Regions from separate parts of the Homo sapiens genome. Here region 1 is linked to region 2. A link is a contact called in ENCODE POLR2A ChIA-PET data. All regions are on one chromosome and are shown on one strand. The core of a region is the stretch at or near the end of the contact, and the rest is flanking DNA. Distances in the headings are between cores, read along the strand shown. Region 1 holds the start of ANKLE1 (ankyrin repeat and LEM domain containing 1). Region 2 overlaps HSH2D (hematopoietic SH2 domain containing).

The links. ChIA-PET counts read pairs that join two places held with the same protein, here RNA polymerase II (POLR2A).
Region 1: POLR2A ChIA-PET joins it to region 2 with 11 read pairs in GM10248. The contact joins the promoter of ANKLE1 here to the enhancer-like site in region 2. POLR2A ChIA-PET finds 5 or more read pairs at or near these places in 2 of 52 experiments (GM10248 and activated B cell).

What each region holds. Positions count from the first base shown.
Region 1 is chr19:17,280,646-17,284,025 of GRCh38, reverse strand. ANKLE1 (ankyrin repeat and LEM domain containing 1) reads right to left here and starts at 2,125. Exons shown (of 9, transcript NM_152363.6): 1 at 2,044-2,125; 2 at 1,817-1,969; 3 at 1,265-1,370; 4 at 1,024-1,162; 5 at 64-801. The coding sequence starts at 2,105. RefSeq lists silencers at 2,114-2,203, 2,214-2,263.
Region 2 is chr19:16,147,929-16,151,339 of GRCh38, reverse strand. It overlaps HSH2D (hematopoietic SH2 domain containing), which reads right to left. Exons shown (of 6, transcript NM_001382417.1): 2 at 2,465-2,616. The coding sequence starts at 2,589. Among named protein-coding and RNA genes, the nearest start is that of HSH2D, 5.9 kb to the right of the region's middle. Within about 2 kb of position 1,364, at least 3 of the 41 ENCODE cell types and tissues checked have a DNase peak (open chromatin) inside an H3K27ac peak, as active enhancers do.

The DNA of each region.
Region 1 (3,380 bases), core at 876-3,375, 1.1 Mb before region 2:
GCTGGGGTTCTCCGGGAGATTCCTGGAGGCTCCCTGGACTCCATGTGCCCTGGGAAGACTAACCAGGAGCAATCTGGGCTTCTTCCAGCTGCTGGTGGTACAACTGCCTGGTGAAGGGTGTGATGGGGTGAGGATTCTCACCAAGTGCTCGGAGTCCCTTCAGCAACTCCAAGTCAGACACAGTGGAGACTGGCAGGTGCCGGCAAGGGCCGACAGGTTCCCTGCCACCTGTAGAGCTTGCCTCATCCTCTGTCAGCCAGAGCGTGGCCATGTCACTATCAATGGATGTCTGGTGCTCCCACAGGCAGTGGCAGTCAGAAGCTCCAGGGGTTGGTGTCCGTGGGGGGCTATGAGCTGGACTCCTGTCCAGGAGAGGCATGGAGGAAGGGGAGGACTGGAAGCCAGCAGCATTTGGTGGGGTCAGAGTCAGGGCCTGCAGACGGGCATTCAGTTCTGCCTCCGTGCCCTGAGACCTAGGTACCCTCTGGTTGGCATGGACAACATGCAGAAGTCCCTGCCTGGTCGGTGGCAATGACCCAGCCCAGGGGGGAGTGTCCGAGGCTGGGTCCTCAGCTCCAGAGACCTCAACCGCTGTGACGAAAGAGGCGTCTGAGCTGTAATCCCAGTGCCCTGGAGGGGACGCCGAGCTCCCATGTTTGTCCACAGTTTCAAGGGGAACAGGGAGGCTGGGGGGTCCTGGGTCAGCCTCCAAGCCAATGTCCCTGTTGTCACCTCTGCATGGCTGCTTTTGGAGTGCTATGGAGTCCAGCGTCTCATCGGTAGGTCCAGAGAGGCCTGGGGCTGCAGGTGAGAGTGGGGGCCAGAGAGGAGAGGAGGAGGGATGAGACAGCGATGAGAATAGGATCAAACAGAAAAAGGAGATCAGAGTGTCTGAGGCCGAAAGAGCTGGCCACAAATAGTGGATGTGAGACGGTCAGAACCAATGGGTGGGGTGGGGAAGACCCTGGATGTCAGGGACTGGTCCAGAAGTCAAGCCCCAGCAGCCCTGCAGGCCCTACTCACTGCCAGGTGCAGGCTCGGGCTCCTGAGTCTCTGCCCCGATCCGGGTCCGGGTCCTGGTCCGCGTGTCGAGATCCTGCAGGACTCGCGCGCACTCCAGGTGTCCCTGCTGCAGGGCCAGGTCCAGCGGCCGGAGTCCGTCCTACAGGGGCGCGGTCAGCAGGGGGCGCCCGAGGCCCTCTTACCTTCCTTCCCTCCCTCTGGGCTCACCCAGCCTTTCTTTGCCCGCGCAGTGCCTCCCAACCTGGTCGCGCAGCGCCGGGTCCGCTCCTTGGCTCAGCAGCAGCTCCAGGCCGCGGCGGCAGCCCCACGCGGCGGCCACATGCAGCGGCGTCAGTGCCTCGACAGATCTGGGGCGGCAGCGCAAGAGGGGTCATTGCGGACTCAGCCTCCCGGCAGGAACCCCGATCTCCGCTCTGGGGACCTGGAGCCTTCGTTCTCGGCCTCCCGGATCTCCGCCGTCCACCCTGGTACACTGCCCTTGGAACCTAGATGCTATGACCTCAGGCCAGGACCCAAACCTCTGCCGTCTGACCCTGGTGCCTCCACTCCAATATCCGAACCCTTGATCCCCACTTTGGTCCTAGCGCAGCCCCATTCCACGCCCTCGGTCTGGGACCCCAGCGCCTCCCTCGAGCCCTAGCCCCTGCCCTTGGACCCCCAAGTTCCCTCCCCAAGATCCCCTAAACCCCACCCTCGAGCCCCGAGGCCTGGCCCGGGATGATGGGGCGCCCCTTCCCGGATTCCCAGACTTCGGCTTGGGGAGACCCCGCCCCGGACCCAGGCTCTATCTTACCGAGCGTTGGGGTCCCCGCCTTGGCGCAGTAGGGCCCCGAGGCAACGCAGGCCGCGCGGGTGCCGGGCTCCGGCCGCCAAGTGCACAGCCGCTGCGCCGTCCTCTAGCACCAAATTAGGGTCCGCGCCGCAGCGCAGCAGCTCCTCTACTGCCCTGCAAACACCGCGGTCAGAGTGGACCCCGGCCAAAGACCCCCACTCCTGGCCCGCCCCCGGCCCCGCCCTCACCACGGCTCCTCCTCCCGCAGCGCATCCCGCAACCTGCGAGCCAGGCGGGCCTCCGAGCACATGCCCTGGCTGGGTCCGAAGCGCACCGCCTGGTCGGTCGATTTCCTACTTCCCGCGGGGGGCTTGTGGGCATGCGCCGCTCCTCCCCTCGGCTCGGGGGGCCCCTCTCCAGGGCCGAGCAGGGTTCCCAGCCAGGCTGCCCCGCGCCGCACGGGGGTCCACATCGGGGTTCGAGAGCTTTAGTGTCCTCAGGGGCCCTTGACACCCGGAGGCGCTCAAGCAGGGTCTGGGACCGCCGATAAGAGCCCGGGTGGGAGGATGCCACCGGGTGTGCCACTATCTCATTTAAAAACGGGAAACGCGAAGGCACCCGGCTCGAGTGGGTGGAGCTACGATTAAGAAAGTCCGGGGTGCCCCAGGTCATTAAGTCTCAGGGAATCTTCTTCAAGGGTGGCCTCTGGCAGGGAGCACGGCCTTATGAGAGGCTTAGGCCGGGCACGGTGGCTCACACCTGTAATCCCAGCACTTCGGGAGGCCCAGGCAGGAGGGTTGCTTGAGCTCTGGGGTTCGAGACCAGCCTGGGCAACTTGGATAAACCCAGTCCCTACAAAAAAATACAAAAAACTAGCCGGGCGTGGGTGGCTTGCACCTGTGGTCCCAGCTACTTGGGAGGCTGAGTTGGTAGAATCTCTTGAGCCCGGAAGTTCGAGGATGCAGTGAGCCATGATCACACCACTGCACTCCAGCCTGGGCAACAGAGCAAAACTCTGTCTCAGAAAATAAATAAATACATAAAATAGAGGCTTCAATTTCCAACCCCCAGGCCGAGGGCCCAGCTCACGCCTTTAAGCACAGTGCTTTGGGAGGCTGAGGAGAGAAGATCGTTTGAGCCTACTAGTTTGTTGTTGCTTTTCTTTTCTTTTAGTGAGTGCAGGAGTTTGAGACCAGCCTGGGCAACGGAGTGAGGCCCTATTTTTTTTTTTTTTTTTTTTTTTTTTTTTGAGCCGGATCTTACCCTGTCGCCCAGGCTGGAGTGCAGTGGCGCAATCTGGGCTCACTGCAACATTTGCCTCCCAGGTTCAAGCTATTCTGCCTCGGCCTCCCAAGTAGCTGGGATTACAGGCATGTGCCACCACTCTCGGCTAATTTTTGTATTTTTAGTAGAGATGGGGTTTCACCATGTTGTCCAGGCTGGTCTTGAGCTCCTGATCTCAGGTGATCCGCCCGCCTCGGCCTCCCAAAGTGCTAGGATTACAGGCGGAGACCTTGTCTTTGTTTTATTTATTTATTTATTTTTGAGACGGAGTTTTGCTCTTGTTGCCCAGGCTGGAGTGCAG
Region 2 (3,411 bases), core at 115-2,614:
TTTTTTTTTTTTTTGAGTTGGAGTTTTGCTTTTGTTGCCCAGGCTGGAGTGCAATGATGCAATCTTGGCTCACTGCAACCTCTGCCTCCCAGGTTCAAGCTATTCTCCTGCCTCAGCCTCCCAAGTAACTGGGATTACAGGTACCCGCAACCACGCCCAGCTAATTTTTTGTATTTTTAGTAGAGACGGGGTTTCACCATGTTTGCCAGGCTGGTCTCGAGCTCCTGACCTCTGGTGATCCGCCCGCCTCGGCCTCCCAAAGTGCTGGGATTACAGGCGTGAGCCACCGAAATCAGTCTATTTTCTATATTATTACCATTATTATCTGGAGTTCACAGAGAGGAAGGCCGCCTTCTGTGGGACAAGCTGGGGAGACTTTGGTCCTGCACTGTTCAATACAGAGGCCACTGGCCTTTTGTACTGATTTCCAAAACAACACAAAAAAGGAACATATGCTGTTTCATGAATTGTTTTTTGTTTTTGAGACAGGGTCTTACTCTATCACTCAGGCTGGAGTGCAGAGATGCAATCATAACTCACTGAAACCTTGAATTCCTGGGCTCAAGAGATCCTCCCACCTCAGCCTCCTGAGTAGCCAGAACCACAGGCATGTTCCACACGCCTGGCTAATTTTTTTAATTTTTTTTTTTTTTTGAGCTGGAATCTTGCTCTGTCACCCAGGCTGGAGTGCAGTGGCATGATCTCTGCCTGCAGGGTTCCAGCAAGTCTCCTGCCTCAGCCACCCGAGTAGCTGGGATTACAGGCACGTGCCACCGTGCCCAGTTAATTTTTTTTTTTTTGAGACGGAGTTTTACTCTTGTTGCTCAGCCTGGAGTGCAGTGGCACGACCTCAGCTCACTGCAATCTCCGCCTCCTGGGTTCAAGTGATTCTGCTGCCTCAGCCTCTCGAGTAGCTGGGATTACAGGCATGCGCCACCACGCCTGGCTAATTTTGTATTTTCAGTAGACACAAGGTTTCACCATGTTGTCCAGGCTGGTCTCAAACTCCTGACCTCAGGTGGTCTGCCAGCCTCGGCCTCCCAAAGTGCTGGGATTACAAGCATGAGCCACTGCACCCAGCCTAAAATTCCTTTTAGAGATGGAGTCTCACTATGTTGTCCAGGCCAGCCTTGAACTCCTGGGCTCAAGCGATCCTCCCGCCTCAGCATTCCAAGTAGCTGGGATTAAAGGTAAGTGCCAGTGCAGCCAGCTGCTTCTTTTAATATAACTACTAAAATTTTTTTAAATTGCAATGTGCAACTCATGTTATATTTCTGTTATTCAGCAAGGCCCCAGAGCTCAGAAACCATGACCAATACTACTTCCTCTCTGTGGCCTTCACAGAATTTTCTCAATTTCCTGCATGCAGAGAGTGGCCATAAATATTTTTTCCTCCATTTAGTTAGAGCCGGGCCCACATCCTCAGAGCTCACAGTCTGAGGTAGAAAGGGCACATTGGGGCCAGGCACGGTGGCTCATGCCTGTAATCCCAGCACTTTGGGAGGCCGAGGCCGGCAGATCACTTGAGGTCAGGAGTTTGAGACTAGCCTGGCCAACATGGTGAAACCTCGTCTCTACTAAAAATACAAATATTAGCCGGGTGCGGTGGTGCATGCCTGTAGTCCCAGCTACTCATGAGGCAGGAGGATTGCTTGAACCCAGGAGATAGAGGCTGCAGTGAGCCGAGATCGCGCCACTACACACCAGCCTGGGCAACAGGAGCGGAACTCTGTCTCAAAAAAAAAAAATAGAAAAAGAAAAAAAAAGAAAGGGCACATTGGTTGTATCCTGATGGGTTGAGAGCAGCTGCTTGGAGTACTGTGTTCAGAAAGATTCTGGCCGGGTGCGGTGGCTCACGCCTGTAATCCCAGCACTTCGGGAGGCCGAGGCGGGTGAATCACTTGAGGCCAGGAGTTTGAGACCAGCCTGGCCAACATGGTGAAACCCTATCTCTACTATAAACACAAAAATTAGTCAGGCTTGGTGGCATGTGCCTGTAATCCCAGCTACTTAGCAAGTTGAGGCGGAAGAATCACTTGAGTCCGGGAGGCAGAGGTTGCAGTGAGCCAAGATTGCACCACTGCACTCCAGCCTGGGTGACAGAGTGAGACCCTGTCTCAAAAAGAAAGAGAGAAAGATTCTGAGGCTGCATGCTGCCATCGTTGATTGGTAATGCTTGGCCTGGGCGAGGTGTGGGGTGCTGCCAGGTCCCTGGCAGTGCTGGTCTGTTGGCCACTTGTATAGAGAAAGCTGAGGCTCAGAGAGAGCAAGTAACTTGCCCCAGGTCACACAGTGAGCCCAAAGAGGTGGCAGGATTCAAGCCTGGGAGCCTGGAGCTCATTTTAGCCTCTTGCCACACTGAGCTGAGCCAAGTCCAGAATTCTGCAGTTAAAAGCTGCCCAGGGTAGGGACAGACAAGGACAGGGTGGGGAGGGCAGGGTGGAGGGTGTGGGTGTGTCCTCACTCTCTTGAGATTGCACCATGGAACCACTCGGGGACCCCGTCTTGGGCCAGCTGGCCCATCTGGGTGTGCACAAACCAGTCCAGCCGTGGGGGTAGCGGTAGGGGCAGCTTCCCGGCCTCTGTCATAGCTTCCTGGGGTGGAGGGAAGGTCACCTGGGTAGAGAAGGGAGGGAAGACAAGAATCAAGCTTGATGCACCTCTTATCTTTGCTCTATTCTTGAAGCTTGTGGTGCCTCCTCCTTTGAGAAGTCCTCCAGGGTGGACAGAGCAATGGACTTAAAACTGGCTTGTGGCTGGGTGTGACGGCTCACATGTGTAATCCCAGCACTTTGGGAGGCCAAGGTGGGAGGATTGCTTGAGCCCAGGAGTTCCAGACCAGCCTGGGCAACATAGTGAGACCCCCATCTCTACAAAAAATTAAAAAATTTGGCCAGGTGCGGTGGCTCACGCCTGTAATCTCAGCACTTTGGGAAGCCAAGGTGGGTAGATCACCTGAGGTCAGGAGTTTGAGACCAGCCCGGCCAACATCATGAAACCCTGTCTCTACTAAAAATACAAAAATTAGCTGGGTGTGGTGGTGGGCACTTGTAATCCCAGCTACTCCGGAGGCTGAGGCAGGAGAATCACTTGAACCCGGGGGGCAGAGGTTGCAGTGAGCCAAGATCATGCCACTGTGCTCCAGCCTGGGCGACAGAGTGAGACTCCTCAAAAAATAAATAAGCAAATAAATCAATAAAATAAAATTTAAAAATTAGCTGGGTGTGGTGGTGCATGCCTGTAGTCCCAGCTACTCAGGAGGCTGAGGTGGGAGGATCCCTTGAGCTCAGGAGGATATGGCTGCAGTGAGCTGTGGTTGTGCCACTGCACTCCAGCCTGGGGAACAGAGCAAGACCATGTTTCAAAAACAACAACAACAAAAAACTGGCTTGTGTGGCTGGGCGTGGTGGC